Linked DNA regions of Mus musculus: region 1 is linked to region 2. A link is a loop called in an ENCODE intact Hi-C map of the cell type or tissue named here. Cell type or tissue: left cerebral cortex. All regions are shown on one strand.

Region 1 (4,000 bases), 92 kb before region 2:
ACTTTAAAGATGGCATGCCAAAGACTGTGTGGACCTGATGTCTTCACACACACCCTATTCCCAAACTGCAGGAAGATGTTAGCCTAGTGAACTGTTTACCACATATTACTGCACCGTAGACAACTCCATGCTTCAGCTTCCTCTCAACACTTCTTTACCATCCCATACCAGGTATTTTATTCTGAACATATACTTTGTTTCAATTGCCCTAAAACTGATATTGTTTTTCTCTTGTTCTTTTGAGTTACAATTGGAGCATTTGTCTTTCCTGGATGAAAGCTTTGCCTGTCATAGGAATTTAAACAAATTATTCACCGTTGGATAGATTATCATTAATAAGTTGAAACATAATAAGAAAACTAGCTATCTGCAGGGGATATTTGTCATAATCATCTCTTCTTCTTATTTCTCTATTCACCTAGTGAAAATCAAAATCCTGGGTCTAAATGTATACATGATTTATCATCAGCTGGTTAAAGAAATATTCTTTGTCCATCATTTTGAAATAGGCTAAAATGAGACTCTTGTTATTTTTCTCTCCATACAAAAATATATTTCATGGGGCAGTGGCTTCTATGTTCCATAGAACTAAAGAGCACACAGAAATCCTAAATTTTAAGATAGCCCATGGGCAGACTTAAAGTCTCAGCTGCTTTCGGAGTTTTAGTTTTTTGAAAGTCTAGATGCTGAGATTTTTCTGGTTTTCGGAGTCTGCCTTGTGGTCTTCTTGGTTTCAACAACTCAAAGCAATCCAGTAAAGCTTTATTTCTAAGTCCTCTGTTAAACATGTGCTTTATTAACTTTCATCTAAACATGCCCTGATAGGTAACCTGTAATCCATCATAATTAAATAAAAGAGCATATGACTCCTACTGGTCTTGATGTATGAGAAGGATGCTGACCACTAAGTGCCAGAAATGTTCAAAAGCAGTAAAATCATTACTTAATGTCCACCACACCATTTCCTCTGATTTCTAACTCTGAAAGGTCTGATCGATACAAGTTTCCTTTACATACTGTATTCTCAGTACTTTTAAAGTAATAAAACAATAACCTAAGGAGAAACTATTTTATTGGCCATTGTGTTTTTCTTTATGCAGTTCTGTAATATTTGCATGGATACAAAAGGACTTGTCAAAATAGGTTTTCTCAGTCTCTTTGGAGAGCTTCTCATTTATATTTTATCAAATGCAAATGTCATTGCTAAATCTTTGTGCTGTCAAGCCAACATTATACAGGGATGCAGTCATCACGTGATCTTCACAGCCAGGAAGGAATTCAAAGGGAGCAGTTCCAGAGCAATCCATGAGGGAAAATACCAGCAGGAAGCTCTCTCACTCTCCTCAGACATTTGCATTGCTCCAAATTTTGATTTGGGTGTGACCCAACTCGAGAGAGCTTAAGAAAATAGAATCACTAAGCATCTATTCCACTCCCTTATGAATTTCAGTAGGAACTTACACATGGACACAGTACTGGTTATTGTTACTCAGTAGATGTCAGAAAGCATGATCAGAGTGTACTGATGGATGCCACCTTAATTCTGCTAATGCTTCTTGAGAGATATTACTCTTTCTTAAAGAATAGAAGCACTATTGCTGATGCCAAGAAGAGCTTGCTGACAGGAGTCTGGTATAGATCTCTCCTGGGAGGCTCTGCCAATATAGAAGCTGATGCACACAGCCAAACATTACATCAGACAACACAGGGACCCCAGTGGAGGAGTTAGGGCAAGGACTGTAGGAGTTGAAGGGGTTTGCAACCTCATAGGAAGAACAACAATATCAACCAACCAGACCCCCCAACATTCCCAGGGACTAAACCACCAACCACAGAGTACACATGGGGAAACCAATGGCTCCAGCTAGATATATAGCAGAAGATTGCTTTATCTGGCATAAATGGGAGGGGAGGTCCTTGGTCCTGTGGAGGTTCAATGGCCCAGGGTGGGGAAAGGGGGTAGGGGTGTTGTGGAGGGGAAACTGGTAAGTTGGATAACTGTTTAAAAGAAAATAAATGAAATTACCAATAAGAATGTGAAAAAGAATAAAAACACTGGATTTTAGGCAATTATGTCTAATTATAGCTGAGGCACCTCCTAATTCTATTCTGACTCACTTATCAGCCTATTACACTATCAAACAAATCACTGGTTCAATAAGCATCCCTTCAATAAATAACATCTGGTCATGTAGATACAACTGGAAGACTTATAGTGGCAGAAAGCTACTGCTGATGAGTCTCTTGCATGCATCTGTTCCCCATTTTGTCATAAGACGTGCTTCCATCAAGTGTGACTAAGACAATGTATTACTTCCATTCCCTTTTTATGCCTCACCCGTGATTCTTCAGATTCTTTTTATGGTTCTTGTTTCCCATAATAGGGCTTGCCCCTCCAATCTTATGTATTGAGGTGAAATTATTATTATGCCCGTGTCCTACTCAGACATCACTGGAGAAGACTGAGAACAGATTTCCTGAAAGGGGACAGGCTTAAGGCAGAGTAGACTAAGGAAGATCACCAAGTCATGGGAAAGTTCCATACTCAGTAGTCCATCTAACACTGATCATATCAATACAGACTCTTCTGGTTTATAGAAGCTAGATTTTGAGAAAATTGTAACCATAACTATCTATTTCTTGGAGTCGATGAATGAATCGTTATTATCCAGGAATAATACAAATTCTACCTTTTGTATTAATTTCAAGTTTTTACAAATTTTTATTAATTTTAGCATAAACAAAATTTGTGAGGAAAGTTTTGTTATGTAAGTATTTTATTAAGTGAGAACAGTGGTATGCAAAGCAATTGACACTTTGTGAAAGCTCTACAGGGTTAAAGCACTAAAACTTTGAGCTATAGGGAGATTAAAAAATGTTCATACTCAAACAGCTGTGAAATTAATATGGTTTTCTAAAATATGAAGCTGTAAATTAGAGGAAGTCCTGAATACAGGGAGTGTTCCGTGACCTACATCGCTAGCACAGAACAATTCATACCCTCAAAAGCCACATAATAGCACAAAGGAAGTCTAATGCATCATTTTTCTGTTTTGTTTTCAGTCCCTGTGTGGGCACACTTGTTTAAAATTAAAATCTTGGAGCAGGCGGTGCAGATAGTGAGCCAGATCCTGTGTCATTCTGTTGGAATAAAGCCTGCATGTGTGTCTAAAGGAGAAATCCAGTCTCCCTCAGCCCTTGTTGTCTGATTCAAAGCCTCCTCAGAAAGTATGTTTGGACCTCAAAAGCGTGCAAATTAAAATTTATATTAATATGTTGTTTTGATGTAGCATTTTGTGATGACCACTGATAGACTCAACTAATTAAGAGTCGGCCATTGTAGACATACAAAAAGATCCCTCTAAAATAGCAAGACATAAGAGACTAAATCACAATATAAAAAGATACTGATATTTAGAGACAATTTGGGATATGGCTCTACAAATCTGAGCATGCTCCTTCGGCTCACTCTACTGATGACTCCGGTATTGTGTGTCTGCAAACTAGGATTCACCATCCCACCCTGACTTTTTTGCTCATCCCTTGTTTGACCACTTTTCTCCTCTTATTCTACTTTCACATTATCAACTTTGTGTAGTACTTTCTGTACCTTATTTATTGTTTAATCTAAGTGTTATTTAGCAATTTCCTCTAAGATAAGCCCTTCATCTTGTAGGAAGGCATGTTAAAAGAGGTGAAACTAAGGGATGCTCTAAGTCAGTCTGAGTAGCAACCCCCTTTGAGGTTGACTGACCCATATACAGGGGTTACCTATCAGATGACCTACTTATCAGATGTTTACAGTATGATTCATAACAGTACAAAATTACAGCTAAGAAATAGCAACCAAAATAATTTTATAGTTGGTAGTCACCACAACATGAGGAACTGTATCGAAAAGTTGCAGTATTAAGAAGATTGAGAACCACTGCTCTAAGGGCATGTAAAACATTCCAGCCTGCAGGGAAGCTCATTAAACTCTCGAAGTAAACAATTCAGT
Region 2 (4,000 bases):
TCACTGACTTCTCCCTACTGGTTAGCCAGAGAACTCCTCCCAGCCCTTGGATTTCAGCACATGCTCTATGAGACGTGGATGTAGATGGTGGGGATCCAAGTTTAGGACCTTTTATTTGTTCAATAAGTTTTGAACTGACTGAGTGGTCTCGTATGCCTGAAAATTTATTTTATTTCCAAAGCCCTGCCATCTCATCCCTGTTCATCTATGTGAGCGGTGTCCTTCTCTGCTCCTTTCCTGTGGAGTCAGAACTATTCTGCTACCACTTCCTGACCGCATGCAGGCAGGGTCATGGGCCACTTCTCTGCTAGCTTATGTACATTGTATCCTTATGTAACATTCATTCTGACTAACTAGTTGTTCTGTGTGACTTTGCCATTGTCACTGAAGTGACCTTTCTAAAAAATCCTGTTGCTTTCTTGCTTTAAGGTACTTGTGAATTATGCTACATACAGCATAGTGGCCGTAGTTTTATGGTTGGTTATGTATTAATACCAGACTGTATACCTTCATAGATGCAAGTTGGCTGACATGCTCCTGTTTACAGATATAGCCAAGTGCTTTAAAAACCGCTTTGTGGGACAACATCTTGTTCTTTCTACAGGTCTGTTTAAGATGCTCATCTACTCAACTCTTGTAACCTAGCTCAAATCTCCCTTACTCTGAGGATGTGTTTCCTGATTTTGCTACACTGAATTTCTTTTCTTCTTGGCATAGCTTAGCACAGTTTATTACAAACCTCATAATGTTTTAATCCTGTGCAATGGTTGTCTAGTCTATAACATGACTGAGTATATCAATCACACTATTTAACATTAATACCACTGAAATGAAAATATATTGGATGAGAATAAAATCATGCATTGAATAAGCCTTCTGGAGAGGACTCATACCCACAAAGCCCATACGTTTACTGGAGTCTTGTTATGATAAAATATAGAATTGTTTTGATATTTAACCAAAATGGCATGTTCACTAATTGAAAAATAAAGAAAACTTTTATTGTGGTTTGCTGTCCTCCATCCCTGCCTATTCCATATCTATTTTCTTTGTTTCTATTCTTTCTATGTTTTCTTTCTATTCTATTACAAATGGAAAAAATGAAGAGGTACATATGAACAGGTGCTTCATTTAGATATTTATAGGAAAAAAAAACAAAATAAAACAAAAATGTAAGTTTCCTGTTGCCTATAGCATAACAGCCTGATTTCTTGGTATCCTGAACATTTGCAGTCCAAGACCAACCACCAATCACAACTGCCCATCACAACTGCCAATCACAATTATTTTCAAAAAGATACAACAATAATATAATGATCATCCATAGTCACAGGTTATTTTACAATTGGATTTTAAAGTGAAAAACTTATTTCTTTACTTTTCAGCCATTGAATTTTTTACCTGTGTTATCTTTGTGTAACTATGAACAAACTTCTTTTTAAATGTCATTTATAAAATGTCCACTATATCTAGTGTATATATTCAAGACAATTTAATACTATGTGGTATTAATACTTACAGAGATATTTTGTCTTTGTTCCCAGGTTAATGAACTAAATAAATATTTTGGAGTACTGTCTTCATTACTTATGATTAGCACAATATTGTACTTCCCAATTAACCGCCAAAAGCACCTATATGGACATATACATGTATGTATTTGTAGGCATATATATGCACTTGACTTTTCAAAGAATGTGTCTGGCCAGTTTTCATAATATATCTTGAAATATTCACATTAATACACACAAGTTGATATTCAGTGGTATTTGGTAGCTTCCTGGGAAAAATCCTTGAGTCACTGAAACAACTGTTTTCAATATATTTATTTTCATTGCAAAGTTCAGTCGTTTATTATTAATAACACATGACAGATCTCTGCCTTCTTTCCTGTCATTTCCTCCCTTCTTCTCATAGTAGTCTGGGTATCCAGCATTTCTTCTCTGAGTTGTTGCCAAGCACCTATCACCTTCCAAGAGAAAAAAAAATAGTGTGTAGAGTGGGACTGTTTGAATGTTTCTAATTTTTCATTTCAGTTTCTGGGTCTGTAGAGCATTTTAAATATATTCATGTGTGTAAACAGGGCTGTTTCCAAGTGATTCGCTATTTAAAAGACTAAAAGAGAACTTGCCAATTGCAAATGTTCTAAGATGTGTCAAGGAAGTAAAAGAGACACTTGTCTGTTGAAATCCTAGCTACGTGGGTGTGTAGGAATACACTAGTATAAAACAAAATTGGAAGAAAACAAAATGTTGCAGAGAATGGCTTCCAGCTGTGCACCACAGGAAGTAGCTTAATGCTCTCCATCCACAATGCAGATGAAGAGTTTTATAGAACTGAAAAAAAAATCAGCTCAATTTGAACTAATAGCCGTCCAGACACACAGCACTTGCAAGCAAGGAGAAAAATAATGTCAAATCTACTTGGCCAGAAGCAAAGAAGCCAGGAGACAATGTATTCCACTTCTGTTTCCATGGCTTGCAAATCTGTGACTTAACTCTGGCCTTCCAAAATAAAAGAACATTTCCAAAGGTCTCTGTCTTACTTTGGTCTTCATTCTTGTTTTGTTGTTGTTGTTGTTGTTGTGTTGTTTTGTTTTGTTTTAATCATCAGAAACAAACAAACAAAAGTAGTTCATGCAGAATTAATTTTAAAAGTCATGTTAAGTCTTAGTCTGTTGTTTTTTTTTTTTTTACTTTTAATAGACAAAGATGAAAAATAGGCTATTTTTTCTTTCATCATCAAAAGGGAAATAAACCAAACATGATCGTGTGAACTGCCATTGATCAGCTGAGAGCTATCTGTGTTAACTCTAAATAATAGATACCACAATTGGGTAGGCATTATAAACACAAATGGCTTCTCACTTACGTGGTTCAGTTTAGAAGACATTAGTACATTTAGAAGACATTAGTACAAAGGACACCAGTGTTTTAAATCAAAGCAGAATTATTTTATCAATTTGCTGTGGCCTATAATTTAGACATACCGGAGAAAATAACAATCATGGCCATCCAAATCCAGAAAATCATATTAGTTTAAAAACAGTGCTTCCAGAGGGTCATTTTTGTACATCAATCTCTCCTAGTTTCTCAACATACTTTGTGAAATTAATTTTAACTATGCTATGCTTGGCAAAGCACTTACTATAACATACATCTTAAAGTTAAAAAAAATCAAATTTAGCAAGATATCTTTGTGACTACATTAAACACATTTTCATCTCAAGCTGAACTGCCCTAGAAACAGGTCCCCTCCATACTCTGCTCCCTTCCCTTACCAAAAATTCTGCTGTCTTGCAAACATTGCTCTGCTTGCATTTCTAGTCCCTACAAAAGTCCCTACCTGCCACCTGGCAAAACTGGAATCCATCCACCGTTTTGTTTGGGTTTGATTATGTGCTTCCTGTAGGAGAATCCAGAATAAGCATCCAGATGGTGTTTAACATCAGTATGTTAAAAAATAATTATCTTTGTTGAGACTTTTATTTGGAATGTTCTAGCAGAAGTGACCCAGGTATATATTGAAGAGGTAGCAGTCAGGTGAATCAACTTCATGCAGGCTCCTTTCAGCTCTACTTCATCAGTATCAGCAGAACACTTACTTACTCAGTACCTTCTCTTGTCTGCCTACTCCAAAATCAACCCTTCAAATCATATGTCTCATTGGCAGGTCTTTAACTCCCTAAGGCTGAAATTGAGAGACTCAAGCTGGCAATAGCACAGGAAAGGTCTTTGTAATACAGAAAAATAAATGGAAAAACTTTATGCTTATTTCTGCTGTTAATAATTACAAAAATGAAGACTGGAAAACCTCTATGTACCACATGCTATATCAGGACATGCTTGCAGTTATAGCCTTCAAGCAAAACTATCAGATGGGACTCACTCATGCTCTGATGAACACAACTCCCTCAGGAGAGGTGGTATTATATGATCTTTGGTGTCTGCTCCTTTATTTCTTATCCCTATTGATGAAACCCACATGAAAATCTGGTTAT

What was found. Hi-C counts contacts between places; a loop is a spot of excess contacts. Peaks named below come from ENCODE experiments on the same cell type or tissue, not always from the same donor. Only the 100,000 strongest peaks of a DNase experiment are listed, where the experiment ranks them.
Region 1: it touches region 2 in a loop (2.5-fold over the local background); 3 of 42 quality-filtered maps call a loop at or near these places.

Annotation. Positions count from the first base shown.
Region 1 is chr10:27,381,748-27,385,747 of GRCm38, forward strand. The region is part of intron 4 of Lama2 (laminin, alpha 2); the gene reads right to left. Among named protein-coding and RNA genes, the nearest start is that of 4930579H20Rik, 6.1 kb to the right of the region's middle. In left cerebral cortex, a CTCF peak has its summit at 1,281; DNase peaks (open chromatin) are centred at 1,331, 2,330 and 3,118; H3K27ac peaks cover 2,430 bases.
Region 2 is chr10:27,473,505-27,477,504 of GRCm38, forward strand. The region is part of intron 1 of Lama2 (laminin, alpha 2); the gene reads right to left. Among named protein-coding and RNA genes, the nearest start is that of 4930579H20Rik, 86 kb to the left of the region's middle. In left cerebral cortex, no CTCF peak of the experiment used is centred here; DNase peaks (open chromatin) are centred at 2,224 and 3,344; H3K27ac peaks cover 346 bases.